Regions from separate parts of the Mus musculus genome. Here region 1 is linked to region 2. Evidence: chromatin loops called from intact Hi-C (ENCODE). Cell type or tissue: gastrocnemius. All regions are shown on one strand. Links, peaks and the distances in the headings refer to the core of each region. The heading gives the core; the rest is flanking DNA.

Evidence for each region. Peaks named below come from ENCODE experiments on the same cell type or tissue, not always from the same donor. Only the 100,000 strongest peaks of a DNase experiment are listed, where the experiment ranks them.
Region 1: it touches region 2 in a loop (6-fold over the local background); 2 of 42 quality-filtered maps call a loop at or near these places.

Annotation. Positions count from the first base shown.
Region 1 is chr14:60,241,644-60,253,197 of GRCm38, forward strand. Nupl1 (nucleoporin like 1) reads right to left here and starts at 9,836. Exons shown (of 15, transcript NM_170591.2): 1 at 9,520-9,836; 2 at 5,681-5,823; 3 at 2,871-3,020; 4 at 1,714-1,851; 5 at 904-1,014. The coding sequence starts at 9,626. Gm38641 (a long non-coding RNA gene) reads left to right here and starts at 9,831. Exons shown (of 3, transcript XR_874661.1): 1 at 9,831-9,910. In gastrocnemius, for the core only: no CTCF peak of the experiment used is centred there; a DNase peak (open chromatin) is centred at 9,876; H3K4me3 peaks cover 1,445 bases; H3K27ac peaks cover 1,146 bases.
Region 2 is chr14:59,590,526-59,602,079 of GRCm38, forward strand. Cdadc1 (cytidine and dCMP deaminase domain containing 1) reads right to left here and starts at 7,434. Exons shown (of 10, transcript NM_027986.3): 1 at 7,230-7,434; 2 at 6,337-6,434; 3 at 1,936-2,010. The coding sequence starts at 7,311. In gastrocnemius, for the core only: a CTCF peak has its summit at 6,967; DNase peaks (open chromatin) are centred at 7,010 and 7,451; H3K4me3 peaks cover 2,088 bases; H3K27ac peaks cover 2,146 bases.

The sequences.
Region 1 (11,554 bases), core at 1,954-9,953, 650 kb after region 2:
ATCTGAGAAAGCATGTAAAAATCAAGTACTCTACATTTTAAAATCATTTGTCACTCACTTTTACTATAAATGGATTTTTTAGTTCTTCTTCCATGACATTTCATGTTTATTTTTCCATAAAAATATGGAATAATTAGTTTATCACTACCTTTCACTGCTCAACATTTCTGAATTTGGAACCTTCCTTCTAAAACTGAAGTCTAAGATTTGATGAAACAGGGTAATAAAAAATAGGGATTTGTTTACCTAAACAGCTCATTTTCTTAAAACTAAATGTACTGTGGTAGTTTGAATGAGATGTCCCCCATAGAATCTAAATAAATGAGACCCCAGTTTGTGGCAATTTGGGTAAGATTAGAATGTGTGGCGCTGCTGGATAAGTTTGTAACCAGGGTTTGGCTCAGTTTTCAAAACCCATATGCCATTCCCAGTTTGCTGTTTGCTGTCTCCACTTTCTGTATGCTGTACTTGATGTGGACTGTCAAGTGAAGATCCAGCTGCCTGTCACTGACTATCTCTGCTCTGTTATAATTGACTATTAGCCCTCTGCAATTGTAAGCCAAATAACTCTTACAGAGTTGCCTTGATCATGGTGTGTTAGCACAGCAATGGAATAATAACTAAGTATTTCCAATATTAACTGAGTAAAAGATTACAAAATATACAGAGCATTGTCCTGATTTACAAATAAGCATTAAATATACATTAACATAGCTATACAAGACATAAGCTTAAGCTATTTATAAATAGCTTATGCTCAACATATAAAATTTGTGTACTATTGATAATATAAACAAACGTGAAGGTACCATCCTAATGAGTCTTAGTGGTCAACCACACTAGTGATCTTCCAGGCACCCTAGCCATGATGTCAGAACACCACACTGAAGTATCGTCACTTACTCTTCTTATCTGATGAGGTACTAAAGTCTATACCACCAAGGCCTTCATTGCTGGCAGCTGAAGTAGGTGCTGTAGTTCCCAAAGACAAGCTTAAAGCATTTTGTCCGAGACCTGGAAATGAACAAACCACCATTGTCAATACCATTTTTATCAACTTTCCTGACTTTAAGACCATACATTTCCTTCCTACTTGTTTTAGGAAAATAACATGAAAAAAATCTGGAGCTTGAGTTGGGTAAATATTGATAATCTTGTTGGATTCAATAACATTTAATTTGGAAGTTGGGATCTTTCATTATCAAAGGGCCTGACTATATCTAATTTGATATAGGTAAACATTCTATTTTTAGTTATTTTAAAAACTTTTTTTACAAAATCTATTCCACATGATATATTTACATCCTGCTGATTGCTATTTTGGAATCGCACAATTTTAAAATAATCTAGTATGAATGTGTAAAATATAAATGTGATATACCTTAAATGTTAAATACTACACATTCTCAGTTATTCTTTAAAAAAAAAAGTGTTTAAAAACTATGTAACCTTTATTTACTTATTTAAATCTCACCTCACTGGCAAAAACGTTCAAATGGACTACAGTTAATCATAGTCATTATATTTACAAGCTAACTAGATATTTGGTTGACAAACCTATTTTTCCACAAACCAATGCATTCCTACACTTACTGGTTTTCATACTGAAAGAAAAACAGATTATAAAAAAAAAAGCTAAAATAGTTAGCAAGCTAAAATGAAGTAAATTTAAATACAAATATTTACTTTTGGAAAAGAAATACTATCAATTACCTGATGTTGCTGTGTTTCCACTCTGAAAAAGTGAACCTCCCAAACCAGCTAAGGCTCCCCCTAAAGAAAGCCCAGTTGATGCTGTTGTAGTTGTGGCTGGTGTTGCTCCCAAGTTATTCAAAGTAAATCCTGTGGATGCTGAAAGTAAAAGACAGAGAAAGAAATGAATAGCCTTCACACAGAAATAGTACTTTAAAACACCACAGGGAGGGGCTGGAGAAATGGCTCAGAAGTTAAGAGCACTGATTCCAGGTCCTGAGTTCAATTCCCAGCACCCACATGATGGCTCACCATATAATGGGATCTGATGCCCTCTTCTGGTGTATCTAAAGAGAGGGACAGTGAACTCACATAAAGTAAATAAATAAATCTTTTAAAAAACAAAAACAACAGAAACAATAGGAGTACATTCTCAAAACTAGAATTCAGACACATCTGAAACTATATGCTCAAAAAACTTTTGGAAATACTCAGAATAAAGAGTAATAGTAGTGAAGAGTAATAGTAGTTTCAAAGCAGAAACTAGTGACCCTATTTCCCCCTCATCCAACAAAATAGCTTTGAGAGCTATTACAATGGCACCCAGTAACTAACTCTAAACAACAATATAGTTTTTAATCCCAGCCAACAATTCTGCCTTTAAAAGTAAATGAATCATGAACTAGGTAAGTACAAACATCTTTACACTTTCTGCCAATCTCTTAACAATCTCTTAAAAACAGACAATAAAAACATCTCTACCCTTTGACTCTGTTTATTATGTAAGTAGTAGAGACCATATTTCAAGATAGTCATAACAGCTTTAATAGCCAATGCTAACTTATTTTTCCAGATAAAGTCTTGTTACCTAGCCAATCCTTGCCTTAAACTCAAGTTCCCCCTGTGGCTCCCTCCCAAATCACAGGTGTGGACCACTAAACCTGACTGAAAAGGCAATAGATCAGTAGGACAAAATCAATAACTAATTCAAATAAATTTCCCAAAGTATAGTTGTGCTTTTAAAAGTGTTTATGCTTGTACAGCAAAACAATTTACCTACTGAACCATCTCCCCACCCCTGAGTTGTTTAATTTAAATGGTTACTGGGTATTCGCTCGCTAACTGGAAAAAACTTTACTATAACCAACAAATTCAACTTTCTTCCCATTCTGTCTCACCTGCTGGAGTTGATGTCAGAGCAGATGAGAGAGTAAGACCACTAGCTGAGGTAGAAGTGACAGGCAGGGCAAATGGTGTGGCAGATGCCGCAGGTTTACTGAATCCTAAACTGAAGCCTGTTGTAGACGCAGATGTTGTTGCTGCTGTTCCTGTTTAAAAAAAAATCTCATTTTTATCTTAATCATACAGATATTATGCTGGTCTTCATGAGTATTTTATGTCTGGGATCCTTTTCTCTATCTACCCTAAGTAGAATAGAGATACACAAGTCAGGACTAAATTATGGTGAATATAAAACCTTCGGGTTAAGAAAAAGAACTAAAAGATGGGTGTGGTGGTTCACACCTTTGATCGCAATACTCAGGAGGCAGAGCCAGGCAATCTCTGAATGCTAAGCCAACCTGGTATCCTGGTATATAAGTTCCAAAACAGTCAGAGCAACACAGTGAGACCCTGTCTCAGAAAGCGGAGGGGGGTGGGGATTGGTTGCGGGGCTAGCAACCAAAGAAAAATGCAAAAACAACCACTCTAATACTGTGATCAATTTCAATTCCCCCCCCCCCCCCAGGCTTTCGTACAGTAGCACTTATTCCCTCCACCTGCTTTGCTCTCAACAGAAAAATAGCCCCTCCTGTCCCACCCAGACCTTACTCCTGGAAATCCTCTTCCTCTGGACTCCAGTACCAAGCCCTCTCCTCACTCCTCCTTTTCAGGCTTTGCCTGTACATCTCCTTCCTGCATTGCTCCCAGAGTTCTGCTGCTGCTTACACCACTGATCTCTCCAGTTTCATCATTCCAACCACAGCTACAGGAATCTAACCCTAACTGGCACCAGCTTCTTTGGTTTACTAGGGCAGTATCTCACTAAGTATCCACAGCAATACTACTGTGTTAGCCTCCCTACTACTGAAAGCACAGCATGCACTACCACACCCTTCCATGAGCCTGAATCTATGCCTACCTGAATCCCTACTGGTTGGTGGATCTTGATGTCCCTTTGAGTCATGCATCTAACCACAACACAAAAGCCAGCTAATACCCTCACCAGTCAATTCAATCACTCAAGGCAGAAACTCTGACACATTGTCCTTCTTTTGCATTGCTTTAGTTCCAAATCTTATTAATTTTATCTCAAAAATATTGTTAGATTACTGGCACCCTGGAAAACATTATAGGTAGTTTTGGATGTGGATTTATGTTCATTACATTTTTAGGTCTATGACTCCTTAGAGGAAAAAAGACTATGTGACAGTCTTAGAAGCAAACCCTGGTTGTCTCTGAAAAGTTGTAAGATGTTAACAGTTCTGTCCTCGAAGTGAAACTTTTAGTTATCTATAACATCACAGAATTATGGGGCTGGGAGCACAGCTCTCAGTGGAAGACCACTTGCCTTTATTTCTGTGAGGTTTTTTTGGTTTTTTGTTGTTGTTGTTGTTGTTGTTTTGTTTTGTTTTTTTAAGTAAGTTTTTTTCGTTTTTTTAAAGATTTATTTATTATTATATGTAAGTACACTGTAGCTGTCTTCAGACACACCAAAAGAGGGCATCAGATCTCATTATGGATGGCTGTGAGCCACCATGTGGTTGCTGGGATTTGAACTCAGGACCTTTGGAAGAACAATCAGTGTTCTTAACCACTGAGCCATCCAGCCCCTGTCTGTGAGGTTTAATCCTTGTCTCTGGTTAATTTTTTTTTTAAGGCAACTAGTGAAAGTTTTGGTTCCACATCCAAAACTACCTATGTTTAAAATACATCTCTAACTTACAAAGGCATGACATTGAAGCATTCAGTTTTTATATACCCAAATACTGAAAGGCTTTGAAAAAACCATTATGTGGGATCTATACAAAGTTCTTTATAATTATTCTTTCTCCTACACTGAAATAGTACAAGAGGAGAAAATCCACAATTCATTAGAAAAGCAGTTTGTTCTCTTCTCAAAAATTCTTACTTAGAATTAACTTTATAGCTGTAGCTGCTATTCTCAGTGACAACAAAAGACAAACTGAATGATCAATGAAGATGGTTTCCTTCTAGATTCCACTTTCAGAGAATAATATACTTGTAATAAGACTGATATATGATTATAGTAACAAACACAAGCATTTTCCCTGAGAATAAAAAAGATATTTGAAGTACTAAAGCTATAAGGTACTATCATCCAAAAAGCTACCACTCAAATGTGTGCCAGAAACTAAAGAACTATACTTTCTACCTATTTTAATATCAAAATTTACAACATATTGGTAAACTGCCTTAAGCATCTTTACTAATGAAAAATACTGTAGTATATAATTTAAAAAAACCATCTTGATTCACGTTTACAACTTTCAAATGCTTCTCTGGAGCGGCTCCTTCACCAATACAAACATCCAATTCCAGAGATGCAGTGATGACTTTTAAAATAAAGACAGAAGATGGAGACTGTCACAGAGAAAGGAGCTTCAGGCTTCAGTTGAGGAAATGCCTCCATGAGATCCAGCTGTAAGGCATCTTCTCAATTAGTGATCAAGGGGGAAAGACCCCTTGTGGGTGGGACCATCTCTGGGCTGGTAGTCTTGGTTCTATAAGAGAGCAGGCTGAGCAAGCCAGGGGAAGCAAGCCAGTAAAGAACATCCCTCCATGGCCTCTGCATCAGCTCCTGCTCCCTGACCTGCTTGAGTTCCAGTCCTGACTTCCTTTGGTTAGGAAAAGCAACATGGACTTGCTTCTTGGTCACGATGTTTGTGCAGGAACAGAAACCCTGACTAAGACAGAAACCAAGAAAGAAATATCTCATTTACCCTAAGAACAAGACCATTCTCCTTACCTGCACTTGTTCCTCCTAGAGTAAATCCAGTGGCAGGCTTAGATCCAAAGAGGCCTGTTCCAAAACCACCAGCTGAAGCAGATGTAGATGCTGGGGTCACAGAGCTTCCAAGAGATCCAAAGTTGAGTCCCACAGAAGGTGTGCTTGTTTAGAGAAACAAACAAAAAAAAAAAAAAAAAAGAGAGAGAGAGAGAGAAAAAAGAAAAAAAAGTCTGCTATGGCTAATATTTACTTTGAAAAATTTAAAAAAAAGAAATTAACTGTTTAAAATTGTTTTCTCTCATAAAATCTATGACCCAAAAGACATTGAAAGAAATACGCCTAACAAATTCAAACACCTTCCTTTTCTCCTTAAAAATAAATATAAATATACATTTCATCTTAAATAATTTGTACTGAACCTGTTAGCTATTTGGGAGGCAAAGGAATCACACCTTCTTGGCCCGTGTGGACTACACAGTGCATTCACGGGCAGCCTGGGAAATTTAATAAGACCACACCTCAAAATTTAAGGAAAAGTGTGGCCTGAGACATAGTGCAGCAGTAGCCCTTGCTTAGCAAGTGCACATTTCAAACTTCACTACTACAAAAGCAAGGAACACAACAAGGCTGGGAAAGCACTCTACTGCAATTAGGATGTCAGATCACAAGACTACAGTAGACATCAGCAAGGAACACAATGCTCTCAATCTCAAGTCTTCACTCGACCCCTAGCATATTTTAAATGGCCACAGATGACTGTTTTTCCTTTGAACTACTTGAGAACAGTCCACACTTCTAATTACAATAGTTCAACAATGACTCACATAAAAAGACATGCATACGTTACTCTAGGTAGGTTACTGCTGCTCCTTTACTGCTACAGTAAGTATCATGTCCTCTGTAAAGACTGTGTGTTGAGCTAGAGAATGGCTCAGCAGTTAAGAGCACTGACTGTTCTTCCAAAAGTCCTGAGTTCAAATCCCAGCAACCACATGGTGGCTCACAACCATCTGTAATGAGATCTGACGCCCTCTTCTGGCGTTTCTGAAGACAGCTACAGTGTACTTACATATAATATAAATAAATCTTTTAAAAAAAAAATAGACTGTATGTTTACAGAAGAAACTCTTTACATAGCTTCTGGAAACCTAAATAAAGGACAGCTGGAGCCGGGCAGTTGTGGCGTCTTTAATCCCAGCACTAGGGAAGCAGAGGCAGGTGGATTTCTGAGTTTGAGGCCAGCCTGGTCTACAAAGTGAGTTCCAGAACAGCCAGGGCTACACAGAGAAACCCTGTCTCGAACAACCAAAAAAAAAAAAAAAAGCTGTTCATCTCAACCATTAGAGGTCAAAGTTTGCTACCTATAGGGGGAAAGATTATAAAAATAACCAACAAGTTTCAAGAATTTGATACCTCAAAAATCACATAGGAAAATTAATAGAACATAAAACACAATGGGAACTCTTACTTCTCATGTTACGTATTTATTACTTCCAATTCTGTTTCTTCTGAAAGCCAAAATCACAACAAGTACGGTGGCATGCCTATAATCCCAGTTATTCAGGAAATTACAAATTTCAAGTTTGCCTGGACAACTTAATGAGACAGTCTCAAATTAAAAAAGAAAAAGGCATCTAGAATTGGTGGCACAGGTCTGTAATATATGCTACTTAAGTAGTGGGATTGTCAAATCAAGGCCTACCCAAGCTTCAAGTGAGTTCTAGGTCAACTTGGACTTCTGAGTCTGCCATGAAATAAACGTAGAAAGGAACAATGGGGTACAGTTCCACAGGACAGCACTTCCACCTTGTAAGACCTTCATTCAATGCAGCATAATACTTGTTTTAAAACATTGAAAAAGAGGCTGGGCATGGCTCAGGGATGAAGGCTTGTCTACCAAATACACAGGCGCGCGCGCACACACACACACACACACACACACACACACACACGAGAGAGAGAGAGAGAGAGAGAGAGAGAGAGAGAGAGAGATGAGAGAGAGAGCAAGCGAGAGAGCGCGTGCACTCAAGCGAGCATGGGCAAGCACACCAACCACCTGCAAGGTGATGGAGAGATAGCTCCGATTTAAAAAAACAACCAATTGCTAGCTAAAATTAAGACAACCACAGTCCTGGTCAGAATATCATGCTGCTTAGGTCCAGGAACTATCAACCCCACAGTCAGCCAGAAGAGTCATTCAGTCTTCTGCACACCCTAGGAACCCAAGAGGGGAAAGCTGCAATTTAAACACTTAAAACGAATACTTTCAATAGGAAGGCAAGTAGCAGACGATGTCTAGTAAGCAGAGTGTCACAGTGACAAAGGAGCTTCTTAAAGAACTAGAATGCAGTTACAAATGATGAGTAAAGGCAGGAGTACTCTGTTGTGTTAGTCTCCCATGACTTAAAACTAAAAGTACTTTATTTCATTTTATATATATAAAATATATGATATATATTTATATAATATATATACTATTTATATATTTTGTCTTGTTTTGTTTTTCGAGACAGGGTTTCTCTGTGTAGCCCTGACTGTCCTGGAACTCACTTTGTAGACCAGGCTGGCTTGGAACTCAGAAATCTGCCTGCCTCTGCTTCCAGAGTGTTGGGATTAAAGGCGTGCACCACCACTTCCCAAACTATCCCTCCATTTTAAATTTAAAACTTGGTAGCTCACAGTGGGCCTTAACTCCAGTGTGGTGTGGTGTGGTAGTGGTGGTGGTTGGGGGGGGGGGGTGTCTGACGGACTCTTCTGGTATTTAAGGGCAATGCACAGCCATGATGCACAGATGCAAGCAGAACACCCACACACATTAAATAAAAATAATTAAAATCTTTAAAAAAAAAAGAACTAAGTAAGATACACCATTAAAAACGACAAACCTAAAGCCAGTTAATCGATGACACAAGAAAACAAGGTGAAAGTTAAAAGAGACAGCAGAGCACACCGTCGCCTGTGTCTCGACAACATAGGTAGTGAAGATTAAGAAAGCATATGCAAAAATGGGACTTAACTGGGGCAGTCTGATTGTACTGTTATTTTGGATTTGCTGTATCTAACGGGGGCTGTTAAGAGAGAGAGAGAGAGAGAGAGAGAGAGAGAGAGAGCGAGCTTTCTTTGAGACATTAAGCCTATAGGTCTTGTTATGCCTCGGGAGATACCTGTCCTTCGAGTACACATTTCCTCATTTGATCAACTCTTTACCAAAGGCCGAGTCTGAGTGATTAATGCTTTCAGTGAAATAGCTTTTTGGAATCCCTAGCTACTCATCTGTCACTACCGGAATCTATTACACAAACTGAAGAATATACCACTTAAGCTTGCAGTGAACGGAAAAGATCATGTGGTGGATGGTTATAACACAAAATGCTTTGCGATGCTATGCTAATCTGTATAGGGCACAAAATAACTATGATACAATACATGCCATAAAAATGTTAAAAAGACAGAAGGGGGTCCTGTGGCACAAAGGCTTGAAACAAACAAAAAATCATAAATCCAATGCATCGTAACGTTCAAAACCGAAATCTAAACCACCCGGGGATATTTTTTTTAACTTACATCCTACCTATTTTTCTGTTCCTAAAAGCCAGCAACAAGCTGTCATTCATTCAACACTCATTCTATCCCTGAACCCGAGGGGTCGCGTAGGCGTAGCCGCGACTCCAGGCCGCTTCCCGCAGTCGGGCCCACTCCGCGTCGTCGCGGCGCGACCGGGGACTGCAGAGCCTCGGCGGCAGGGGTCCACAGCCCACTGCGCGGCTCGTAGGGAAGCCTAGCAGCCTGAAGGCAGGCCTCGATGTGCAGACCTCCGCGGGGAAGCACCAGGGTCCCCTGCTAGGCGGCACCATTACCTAGACGCGACGGTCCCGAAGGAGAAGCCGCTGCCCGCTCCGGTCCCGCCGGGGGCCACAGTGGTGGAGCCGAGGGTCCCAGACCCGAAGGAGAACCCCGTGGCCATGGCGGCCCTTGGCGCGAAGGCGTCAGCTAGGGTGGAGAGGCCTAGGACGCTTCTGTCCCTTCACTGCCGAAGAGGGACGTGCCACATAGCTGGTGCCCAGCGGGTACCGGGTGGGAAACAACCCCAAGCGGCGGTGCGGCAAGGCGAGGGCGGAGTGGGCGGAGCCACAGGCGAACGCATGCGCGACACCGCCCGCGCGCCGAACGCACTAGAAGCGCGCCCGCCGCGCAGGGAACCCTGGGATCGGAGTGGAAGCGGTACTCGTGTGAGGCCGGGCGGATGAGGTAAGGTGGGCGCCCCGCCTACTCGCTTAAAGCGCTAAGCCCCTGAAGTGCCCGGAGAGTCTCGCGGGATTTCGTGCTTTACTTCCTGAATGAAGGCCCTGGAGTGCGGCTTCGGTCCGGCCTCCTGTCAAAAGCCATGCGTAGAGTTCTAGAGTTGGAGAAGACCTTGGTCGTCACCTCACATTCCTCCAAGGGGACGTCTGAGTTTCATTTGGGTGTCGCTGCACCCGAGAAAAAAAGAGGGTGTCTACCTTTTGAGGGTCCAGAAATGTACGGGTTTTAAGTCGCACACGCTTCCGGTCAGCACCCCATGGTACTGCACGCTTGTGCTTCCTGCACGGAGGGTTCAGCGGGGCGGCGTGACACTGCCAGGCTCCTCTGCCTCCGAGTCTGAGGTCAGGACACTGTGCCCCAAATCCTAGTGGACGGTGAATGGGATGGGTGCCGTTCTTGGGGACCTTCCCTGAAGACTGCTTCCTGGCTATGTGGCTTTCCCATAACTTGGGGTATTTACGAGAGGAACTGCGAATTGGAAAGTGTAAGGACAGGGATGAGCGATCTGGCTGGAGAGCTGGCTCAGCACCGACTGCTCTTCCAGAGATCCTGAGTTCAATTTCCTAGCAACCACATGGTGGCTCACAACCATCTGTAAAGGGATCTGATGTCCTCTTCTGGTGTGTCTGAAGACAGCTACAGTGCACTCATACATAAAATAAATAAATCTGAAAAAAAAAAAAAACCCAGAGGGATGTAAATTAGAATGTACGGGCACCCGGAGCAACGTGGGCACCAAGAAATGCTTCTTAGCGGTGGTCTGGGGACACTGCCATCATATCATGGTTCTTTAATTCTCTGGCAGGAATTGGCATACTATTCCTGCAAGTGCGTTGACCAGCTGCCAAGTTTTGTTCGATGAAATTGATCCCATCATCAGACCCCTCAGATTTATGCTAAAGCACAATCCTCCCCATGGTAGTGATTCGAACAAAAGCCCAACGGTCTCTGAGTCTGGCCCTCAGTGCCCTTTATATGACAAATCCTTGGCACTTCTTTTCTCACAGCTCCCCCACAATTCAGCACTTGTTTTGTGTTGACCTTGAGCATTGCTACCTGCAGTTGGCTGAACCGGAACACCCTCCAGATTCATTGTAGAGCCCTGTCCTCTCCCCCAAATACTCATAGTGATGAAAACTCTGTTCCTCGCCATTTCCCTTTGGCAGGTCACAAAAGTTAGATGACGTCAAAAGGTGTGTTTGGCACATGATGTCATGTCAGCCATGAGCCATGCAAACTACAATAAGGAGTAACCTGGCAAGATATCTTTATTGGTGCAGTAGTGGCATGAATGTCCCAGTAAACTTTCCTTTTAACTGGAAAAAAAAAAACAAAAACAAAAAACCTAAGAGGAACCCAGATTTTTATTGAAAGGCTCCAAAACTTGAAAATACCAACATAAAATTAGCAAGAGCTACATGTCTGGCTCTGAGGACTCATAAGGTCAGTGAGAAAGGATGATTATTTTAAAATATAGTAGAGACTAATATATGTCTATGACCAGAAAAACTGTGGGCATATGGAATACTTTCAGTAATTCTGTAAATCTGTGACTTTAAAATTCAAAAATTACTGAAAAATCTCAACCTG
Region 2 (11,554 bases), core at 2,079-10,078:
ACAATCATAAGTTTGATTCCAAATTTGCAATGTGTAAACCTTCCCCTCTTTATTGCAAAATATTTGAGAACTGTATATCCCTTGAATACAAAGTATATGTTATTTCCAGCAAGTTTGTTTGCAAACTGTCCATTTTAGAAAGCAACCAATAAAAATTGTCTTATCAGAGTTGGAGAGATGACTCAGAGGTTTAGAGCACTGACTGCTCTTCTAGAGGTCCTGAGTTCAATTTCCAGAAACTACATGATGGCTCACAACCATCTGTAACGGGGTCTGGTGCCCTCTTCTGGCAGGAAGGCATATATGTGGACTGTAGACTGTACATAATAAATAAATAAATCTTTTATAAAAAATTGTCTTATCAAAGGATCTGGGCACCAGAGCCAATGCTGTTAAAACTGAACCACATGGCCATTGGAGTGGCTGCAACTCAGCTGAAGGGCATGGGCTTTACACTGTCAGAAGAAAGAAAGAAGCCAGTAACAAATGGATGTCTGTGACATTGTTCCCAAGACACAAAAGACATGTTATCAACCTCTTATTAGAACAATCTTCAGCCCAAGTTTATTACCTTTCTGAGTCTTTTTAAAACAAAATAAAGCTAGCTGAGCATGGTGGCATATACCTTTAATTCCAGCACATGGAGGCAGAGGCAGGCAAAACTCTTGAGTTCGAGACCAGCCTTGTGTTCCAGGACAGCTAGAGATACAAAGAGAAACCTTGTCTAGAAAACCCAAAATTTAGCCCACCCTACCTCCCCCCACCCCCCAAAAAACCCCAAAAAACAAAAAGCCACAACCTGTTCATTTTGCTTCTAGCTAAGAACAAAATATAAAGTTTAAGATGGAGTTTTTTCATAATATCTAGTTCGAGAGGAGCTTTTCACCTCAAACTTAAAAGCCCAAGTTGTACTCTGAGCTGTCTACTTACTGCTGCCCCAACACACTGACTTTCTGGGAACCACTTGTCTGCATCCTGGTTTTGTTTTACTTCACACACATCTCGGCAAGTTTCCATATAATTCTAGTCACAGATTTTACATTAAACCATGGTAGACCACGATCACCTTTTGTACATGCTTTAGTCAGTATATTGACCTAGGTGATCCGCTAATTTTTTCCCCTTTGTGTTGAAAGCATCTAAGCAGTCTCAGGAAAATTATGTCAAAATCACACCAGGCAGTGAAAGAGACGCACTCCCAGAACTAATCAGGAAACTTATAAAAACAGACATCAAAATAATAACTTTTTCAAAATACACGTGCAAGTCATTCTCTATATATGATCAACAACCTTCTCTGGAAACTAAAGGTGACAAGGACACCCCAGGCAGAATCACAGAGGTCAGGATTTGCCTTCCGGGTTGACTGCCCTGTTTCATATACAATAGCAGACAAGAAATTCGTGGATCAGGGACAAAGGACTCAGAAGAGTAAGAAGCTCGTCTGTGGTGGCCACGCCCTCCAGGCCCACAGGGGGTGATGCAGCTGGGACCACAAGGTTGTTTGGACCCACAGATTTGGAAATCTGATCTTCGGAGAGGAACAGCAAGACAGACAGTGCTGTTGGTCCCAGAGGGAGATACTAATTGACTCAATCCTTAACCCTTGAGAAGTGACCCACGTAAAGAGTAACCAGGCTTGCACTCCAGTCATAATAACCAAGATACACACACGTGAAAGACTCCGCAGGGCATTGCTTAACACATCTGTGTGAAATCAGGATTAGACGTTAGAAACATTACACAATACTCCCACTTGAATTTTTCAAACAGGAAAGACATATAGGCTTGTCAGTACACAAGGCCTTTATGGAGAAATCTAAGAAACTCCCTTGATTACGGAGGTCTTCACAGGACTTTATCCCTTTTCTTTGCTTTCTTATCATAAACTTGCACATCTTTTTTTTTTTTTTTTTTTAAATCACAACAATTCACCTGTTTTTTTTCAGTAGACACTCTGGTCAACTCTTCATTGTCTCCTAAGGGACCACGGCTTTCCTCTTCAGTTTTCTAATTAAAATCAGATTAAAAGGGAAGATGATTAACATGATGAATTCCACATTTCAGGATTTAAGGCTGGATGCCTCCTTGCAAAGCTCTGCAGTGATGTCTCACTTTGCTTGGGTACTATTTGCTCAGACTACACCTAAGCTTCCAAACAGGCCTTTATAGGATTGAAACTGTAATGTGGAGATCATAGAAATGGGACAGTATTAAGCAATGTAAAAATTCAAAGGTTGTGAAGGATTAAGCAGAGTCCAGAAGATAAAGAATTATGTATCAAAGGTATTGCATGTGGATTACGGCAGGCAGGACGATGCGTCCTAAGGGATTTCTTTGATCCTGTCTCTGCAGCTATGCTGTTTCATAGTTAAAGGGGGGTTAATTTTACAGGTAGGCATAGATATGCACCATCAGTCTTGGTATGAAAGACTGTCCTGATGATCCAGTGGGCCCAGTACTACCACAGGAGCCACTGTAAGCAAAGGAGGGCAGAGGAGACTCAGAGTGAGACAACAGGAGGGAGAATCAACAAGCCATCAAAGGGCTTTGAAGTCAGAAAGGCCATACAACCCAAACAATGCAGGCAATTTCCAAAGCTAGAAAAGGCAAAGAAATACATTTCCTCCTAGAGCCTTCGGAGAAAATGAGTCCTGCTGGCAGTTTGGTCTTAGTTGGTGAAAAGCCTTTTGAATTGCTGACCTTCAGAACTGTATGATAACAGATTTTTGTTTTAGTCATCAACACCGTGGTAGTTTTTATGACAGTAATAACAATTAGTATAGGAATGCCTTCCCTAAAGTTGAATCAAAATAGAAGTTTTAAATTGGAAGCTAGGGTCTAGAAAGGTCCTTCAGTAGTTAAGAACATTGGCTGCTTTTACAAAGGAATTACGTTCGATTCCGAACACCTACCTGGCATCTCAAAACTATAACTTAATTCCAGGGGGTCTGATGCCCCTTTCTGGCCTCCATGGGCTGGGCAAGCATGCAGTTCACAGACATACATGCAGACAAAACACTCATACACATGAAAATAAATAAATAAATAAATAAATAAATAAATGTAACAGAGCCTGGCCCTTCAATTAGTTCAATAAGTGCTTGACCCTTTATTAGATGCCAGCCATAGGCCTAGCTAGTTGTTCTGGAAGCAGCCCTCACAGACTTTAGGACTATGAACACAGCCAAGTGAGAGACTGATAGGGTGGTGTAGAATTCTGTGTGCCCCACAGAGGTGAAGCAGTTAACAAATTGGGGCAGTTTTAAAGTAAGAGTGGCAGTGCTGGTGATTGCTCAGCTTATACTTACAAACAAATGTTGTCTCAGAAAGCAACGACTTCCAGGAAGAAAACCTACATCCTGGAAATAAGATTTCTCTTCAAGCAGAGCAGGAAATGTAGGACATCATGAGGTTGATAAGTGGTGAGAGTAATTTCAGTAATGGTAATTATAAAAATAAGTTTTAAGAGGTATCTAATTCTCCTAAGTGGCTATGGTTGCGGTGGGGGTTAAGAAAGGGGTTTGGAATAGAAGTACTATGAAGATGTTTGACATTTCAAAGTTATTTTCTTTCCTACTGATTCATGCTTTCATTGTAGTTTAATTAAACTTTTTTTTGTTGTTGTTGTTTTTGTTTTTCCAGACAGGGTTTCTCTGTGTAGCCCTGGCTGTCCTGGAACTCACTCTGTAGACCAGGCTGGCTTCGAACTCAGAAATCCACCTGCCTCTGCCTCCCGAGTGCTGGGATTAAAGACTTGCGCCACCACAAAGGTTTGGAATTATTTCATTTAACCATTACAATTCTATAAGAGTTATTACTTTCATAGTACAAGTGAGAAAAATTGTGGCAGGGACAAATTAAAAAATACAACCATGGTCACCTAGCTGATCCTCACTAAGCCAGATCCCTGTCTCCCCTCAGTACTACACTGCCTCTGTTCCAGAAAAGCTCAGGGAGGCCCCATGCTACAGTCTCCATACAGGCAGAACTGAGTGAGAAAGGTGCTGTGGCTGGGGAGAGAAAAACAAAGGATGTCTAGTCTTAGAAAGTCACACAATTCAAACAGAATTAAACTATAAGCAAAGCTTGAACCAGTAGGAAAGAAAACCCTTTGGAAATGTCAGCCATCTTCATAGAACTTGATTTCTATTTCAAAACTTTTCATTAATTGCCTCCCAGCCTTATTATAAGTTTTATAGACAATTAATTTTCCAATCATTGATTGGACTCTTAAAAGCTCTGTTTTTATTACTGAGCAATGTAAATTTTGATAGCACAGAAGAACTCAGACACTGGCTATACTTACAAATGCAAGTTAATATTAACATTTTAAATATTAAATCTGGCAAAAGAGACAATGTAAATGCCCATCAGTGCAACAGTGCTTTACAATTTATTAAAATCATAATCAAAACAGTCTAAAGTAGCTCCAGGCACTAAAAGTGTTATTAGTTTAACTCATTCACTGCTTAGAACAACTCCACGTAGTAAGCTAGCAGTGTGTTCAGGGTTTGAAGCACTTATCTTACAAGTACAAGGCTCTTGGTTCAATTACCAGGACCTCAAGACAAAACACGCTGTACGTACTGGTATTTTCCACTATACTAAAATAGAAGCTGACAGACAAATAAATGTAAAATAGAGTATTCAAAGTTACACAAAGTAGCAAGAGCTTGAACTGGAATGTGAACTCAGGCAGGCTGGTTATGAATCACTGGCTGCCCCCATGCACAAAATGACACCACAGCCCATGTATTTCTTTTCTCTACTTAAGGAAGTTCCAGAATATCTCAAATGAGTAAAAGAAAAAGGATAGAACAATAGACAGTGTCAACAGTCTCTAGGTGGTAGAGTAGTGAGGATTTTTCCTCTGTTCACTTCATAAATAATGAACACATACTTTAAACAGCTGCAAGCCAAACTGCATCTTGGAGCTTCTGTGACATGCTCTGTGTGGTTTTTTTGTCAACCTGACACACCTAGAGACCCCTGGGAAGAGGGAACTTCAATTAAGAAGTTGCCTCTATCATATTGCTGTGTGTGTGTGCCTTTAGGGTATTTTCTTGATTAATGATTGACATGAGAGAGCCCAGTCCACTGCGGGCTGTGCCACCACTAGACATGTAGTCCTGATTTATATTAGAAAGGAGACGAGAAAAATTGAAAAATATTTTAAGTAAATTATCTAATGCAAAGAGAAGTCTCCTGGAAGCATATGTAGTATGATTTTTTTAATGCTTCTGGCTTATTGGATTATCTTCAGTAATAATAATAATAATGATAATGTTTGTACAAAATTATGAAAATGGACTAGTTCTGCTCTTCTCTATTGCTACCACTAGTTTTGCTTCTCTGCAGCAGCCATGATACCCAAACTAATAAAAATAATATACACATATGCTTTCCTGACAGTAGATGACAAACAGGTGATAATGGTAATCTATGCATTTTGTAAATTTGGTTTTCTGGTAGCTAAAACATACTTTCCATACAGATAACATTAAAACTGCTAACCAAGCTCTCAAGCTAGCACACACTGTTAGAATAACTTGGAGGGTGCCTTCATGGACCCCTACCTGGCATTGTGACTTCATGGCTATGGCCTTGGGAAATATGGGCATGAAGCACAGTTGGAAAGATTGTAACATGGTGAACAATAGCAGGGATGGGTCAGGTTATGAAAGTTGTGCGTCTCTAGGTCAAGCCTCTTTTCAAGTTGGCCGGCTTTCAGAAAACAAGGATTTCTTTTGATGCCTCTTGCAATTATTTCCATGTCCAGTTAGATTTTAATTTTTAAAGCCTTAAACTGATAACAGGTATGGGTCAGATTTCTAAACAAGATTTCAAATAAAATATTTAAAACAAAACCAACTTATTTCTCTTAAATAAACAAAACCTCCATGGTATCTGTCAGATGAAGGAGAGGATGCCAGAAACCAAGGGTGAGAAAAAAAACTTTTGCACTGAAAAGGGATTCAAGTTAAATGTATATAACAGAATTACGATGAGATAAAATATGGACAATAAAGCTAAAAGGATTTCCAAATTTTGTATTACTAGCAAACTGACTTTTACAATGCACATTTTTAAGGCGCTAAATGTCTCCAAAAGAAAAGCCTTAATACCTGGTAATCATGGCACACACTAGAAATAACTTTTCAGACTGGAAATATGAGCTAGTTCGCTGTGGTTACAGGCACAGCATACAAAAGCCATGACACCATTCCTAGGTTCTTGCTGCATTTGGCTGTTAGGACTACAGTTGGCCAATGAAACCAGACTTAGACTACTGCTTTTCCAAGGGTAAACACTCTCTATGGAAATAAGGTATACCTGAGATTTTTGCCCTTGGGCTTCCACTCCTGGGAAGAGCTCCATCCAGAGACTGAGCAGGGTGAAAAGGTTCACTTTAGAAAGCCTTGGTATTTGACCTACAAAAGAGAAGGCAAGCACTTCAGAATTTCACTAGTGAAGGCAGAGGAGCTAAGCTCAAAGCTACGAGTGAGCTGCAGATGGTCTGGCAGGCAGGAGAATAAAAGCTTCCTTAGCAAGAGTGGCCACAACCTCACTTTCAGTGACCTCGGGTGGCACTTTCCAAAGTTGGGTGCTTTTTTTTTCTCCAGCTCACCCCACAGGTAAAATAGTAAAACTGATACAAAGGCTCTGGAAATAATCAATCAATCAATAGGATAAGGGCTCCTCTCTGATGTAGCCGAGGAGCAAGGTCCCCACCCCTACCCCTCTGGAACCTGGCATTGCTAAAAGGGCAATGGTTGGAACATGATTGATCTTCAACCATAAGGCAAAACTTGAGGGAGGTATCACGGGTGGTGAATTTGCCAAAGCGCAATTTCAGGCTCTTCAGCTCCGGGATACTGACTCTAGGTGCAACCACCCACCAGTGCAGGACAGGACGCGACCTATGAAGCCTGGACAGCACAGTGTCCGGGACGCGCGCCTGGCAAGGAGACCAGGGACGGCGGGGCAGACAGGAGTCGCTGTGAGTCACAGGGCAGGCAGGGTGTCAGGGAGGTGCAGTATGTGTGTGTGTGGGGGGGGGGGGGGGAGTAGCAGGCTAGCAGGGCGGGAAGGAGACATAGAGCAGGGAGGGTGCTGGGCTGTGCGGAGACACAGGACAGGCAGGATGCGGAGCTGGAGGGAGACTCGGGCAAGCGTGCAGAGCGCCAGGAGAGGGGCAGGGCGGGAGAGAAGGCCACCGCACTCACCCGTCATGCTGCCCGTCTGCGTGCCGACTGACCTCTCGGCCCCGGAACCCTCCAAACTCTGCATCTGATCCGTTTCTTTCATCCCCAGCCCAAAGGCCTCGGCCCAGGACAGCTTGCCCGGTCAGGCATGATAGGTTCCTTGAAGCTCGCCTACGGCCACCTCTGCGGCCTGTCAACAACCGCTTGTTCTGCGCAGCAAGATGACGTCTCGGTATGCCCCCCCCATCGCTTCCGGCGCTTAATGTGACGTCAGAGTCCGGCGCACCGAGGTGGTGGTGGTGGTTATCTATCAGTTATGCTACTCTGTGTAGCAGGCTGTGTTCAGTGATTTTTGCAGAAAGAAGGACGCTTGAAGTTGTCTTGGTTCGGGACAGTAGGGGACCAGGGTGGAGGACTTAAACAGAGAGAGGCGAACATAGAACCGGAGTGGGCGAGGTGGGGGAAGCAGGGCCATCGGAACCCAGCCGTCAGATGTGGGCGGATCCCAGGGTATTTGGTTCTGCTTCATATCCAAACTCACACAAACTATGAGAAGAGAACTGGGAGGATCGAAGAGTTAAGTAGACAGCGGAACCTGAAAAATCTGAGTTGTCCGTCCCAATGAATTTGTAAATAGAGCGTACGTGTGCGCGCTTACCGTACAGAGGGTATCTTCCTCTATATGGCCCTCCAAATGTTTGTTTTGAGAATGGGTCTCTGCTTGGATCTGGAGCTCACTGGTTGGCTACACTGGAGCTTCATCCTCCTGTCTCAGACTTTACACACTTGTGACTACAGGCTGGTGCAGCTTTACTCAGACCTTTTTTTTTTTTTAATGTGGGTTTGAGGGATCCAGAAGGAACTCCTCAAGCTTATATCTAAAGCATGTACACAATGAACCATCTCCTCAGCCCCCAGTGAAAAATATAAAGTGTAAAATGAAGCCTGGAGAGGTCAGAAACATGGCCCAGCAGTTAAGAACACTTCCTACTCTTCCAGTGGGTCTGAGTTCAGTTCCCAACACCCACATCCAGAGTGGGTCACTACAACCCTTAACTCCAGAGATGGATATTTGAACAAAAATTGTAAAAATAGTTTTATTTTTATTTAAAATATAATATCATTACAAATCTCCCCCCTCCCCGAGGCCCTGATCATTTTTAAATTAATTCATGGTTTTTCTTTAACCACTATTGTTTATATACATGTATTATATATGTATATAATATATACACACATATATCTCTACATATATGTGCTTGTATGTATATGCTTTTAGGACTGATCACTTGGTACTGGATAACTAGTTGAGGGGACTTATTCTTGGGGAAGACTAATTTCTCCTCTGTTATTATTTACCCTTCATCTAGATATGGGACCCCTGGGAGATTTCACCCATGTTGGCAAGTTAGCTGGTGTTGGCATTGTTCGGGTCTTGTTTTGGCAGCCATGTTGTTGAAATTTTGTAGGTGGAGCTTTCCTGCAACAACTAGAAGACAATGTTCTGACAGCTTCCTGATCCTCTCTGGCTCTTACAGTCTTTTCATCCCCCTCCCCCCTTTCTGAGATGATCCTGAACGTTAGGTGTAGGGGTTGAGTTCTAGATCCAACCTTCAGGACTGGATATGCAAGGTCAGTTGTTCTCTACATTTTGAGAACTGCTGTTGCTACTACCTTCCTCCTCCTCTGCTCCATTCTCTCTCTCTCTCTCTCTCTCTCTCTCTCTCTCTCTCTCTCTCTCTCTCTCTCTCTCTCTCTCTGTGTGTGTGTGTGTGTGTGTGTGTGTGTGTGTGTGTGTGTGTTTGTCTTTTTAAGAAAGGGTCTCACTGTGAAGTCCTGGCTGGCCTAGAACACACAGCGTAGACTCCTGAGTCTTAGAATTAAAGGCATATGCTAGCATGCCCATCTTGATAGATAGATAGATGGATAGATAGATAGATGATAGATAGATAGATAGATAGATAGATAATGCTGAGGAGAGATAAGAGTTGCATTTACCTGGGAGTGTTAAGATAAATGTTTAGAAAGGAGTTAGGAATTATACTGGTATGATAGTTCCAGGAGTCTGCCTGGCATTGAATAGGTTGAAGTGGGTCACAGAGTTGTACATAGAGGTAGCTTAAAGACTGGTGGTCTCAGAGGAAGGTTTAAAGACTTACAGTCTCTGGACATCTACCTCTCTAACTATAATGAATGCTTGCTGGTAATTTCTTAAAAAGAAAATAAAACAAAACAACCCTAAACACTTTCTTGTTCACTCTGAGGGTTAAAGAAATGCTATCTTAGGTGATTAATACCTGTAGCCTAACATCAGGGGATCAAGTAATAAAGTAATTGCTAGTGCGTTTTTCTCTTTTGCTCAGAAGTCCCACCTCTTGCTTGTCAGGCAGGAAGGAGGTTTGGAGCAATAAACTTTTATTGAACCAGGAGAAGAGAGACACTCCCAGGAAGAAAAACTTTTACACAGAAAATATGCATAAACTCACACACATTCATATACAAATTTATGCATGCATACTCATACACCTTCATATAAACCAGTTGGTCTAAGCTACATATTTATCTCATAATTACATACTTACACACATACGTCTATACTTACATATGCATATGAAGCAAAAGATCAATGCAGAAAGAACTCACTCATTCTGGATGAAGAAATGAGCCACAATCTTTATTGCATAGAGAAAGAAAAAGCTTCTACCATATTTTTGCTAAACCCAAGTCTGTAAGGAAAAAAAAAAGCATTGTCCTCTTTAGTAAGACTAAGCTTGCCTTGCTATTAATAAAAGACTTGTTCTACCCCATGGTAAAGAGAAGCCTACCTGCTCTTTCTTTGTAGCCTTTTCTTTGTCCTCTTTCTATCTGCATTCTGCCTATTACTCTCTTACTTCCTAAGTTTCCTTTTAATTTCTAAGTTACTCTACTCTGTTGTCCTCCTAATCTTGCCCTCTCTCCTGCTCTTATGTAATAATGCCATGCAATGTAATCATCCCTAGTTTTTTGTACCTTTTCTAGGGGAATAGATCACACCATTTTTCCAAGCATCTTTAAAAAAAAATAAATCAAAGTTCCCACTTTTGGGATAGCATTGGAAATGTAAATGAGGAAAATACCTAATTAAAAAAAAAAGGAAAAAAAAGAAAAAAGAAAAAAACCAAAAATTCCCTAAAAGTTCAAACATAAATTCAAATCATAAGTTGAATAAGAAGTTTACAACAGAGATGTTTACATATGTCCCATTAAGACTAGATATTCATTTTCTGCCACTAGCTCTACAGGTTCATTGAAAGTTAAAATCTATAATTTTGTGACTAAGTTATTATTAAAGTTTTATGTAGATAAGCCCAGTCAATATTTTATCTTTTGTCCTTATACCTACAATAAATTGCTAGTTATGACTTTTGGTTGATTGTTTTACAACTTCTAGAATGTGTTCTAAGTTGTAAATGCCTACTTTCTATCTCAGAAGCAATTAACTGATGATACATGAAAACTGGCAGAGTTCTCATTGCAGTTTTAATATCAGAAAGGACTTAATAGCACTCCTATTTTAAAGGGCTTAGTAATTACTAGTGTAATTTTAGGAGTTCTTATAAAATCATTAAGAATTAAGAAATCATCTATTTGTCTATATAGTACCAGTACAAGACAGTACATCTTTGTTGTTCACAGAAATCTGCTCAAAAGGGTTGGCTAATACCTAGTGCTTGTAATATATATTTAATAATAACTGGAAAAGCATAGTAGTAGCAACAACCTTTCCTCAAATGTAGTTCCTTTGGCCTTTTCTAGAAGAGCAAATCCATTATAATTTTACAGCTCATAGTTTAACCATCTCAGGAAGATTACCTGCTAGTTTTTAGCTTCTAGTAGATGGCTCCTGGCATGATACTGTGGTAGTAAGTTTCCCTTTTAGATCAATGAGTACTCCTGGGTGAGGCTGGGTAGATTTCCAGTTTTTCTCTGGGAGCTTTTCAGGTCAGATCCTGTTAGAATTCTCTGGTCCTGTGTCTTCAGCAATAGGGATTTACCTTCCCTTTCTGTGAGGCCACCAAGAGCAACAGCAATGACTTCGACTGTTTGTACAGTGTCCTGACCAACACTCGGGAGGCGGTGTTTCAGATTGTCTGCTCCTGTCTGCAGACACACAAACAAAATGATTATGGATCCTTAGATCACTGGGTTCAGTTTTACAGACACTCAGATGTCTTTTGGAGATGGATAATATTAAAAATTGTTTCATGCTCTTCAGTTCTACTGAGAAGGCTGGCTTTAGAGAGGGGATTTGGAATGCCTGCTTGCTCCAGACTCAAGCATGTTTGTTTACAAGTTTTCTCCAAAGT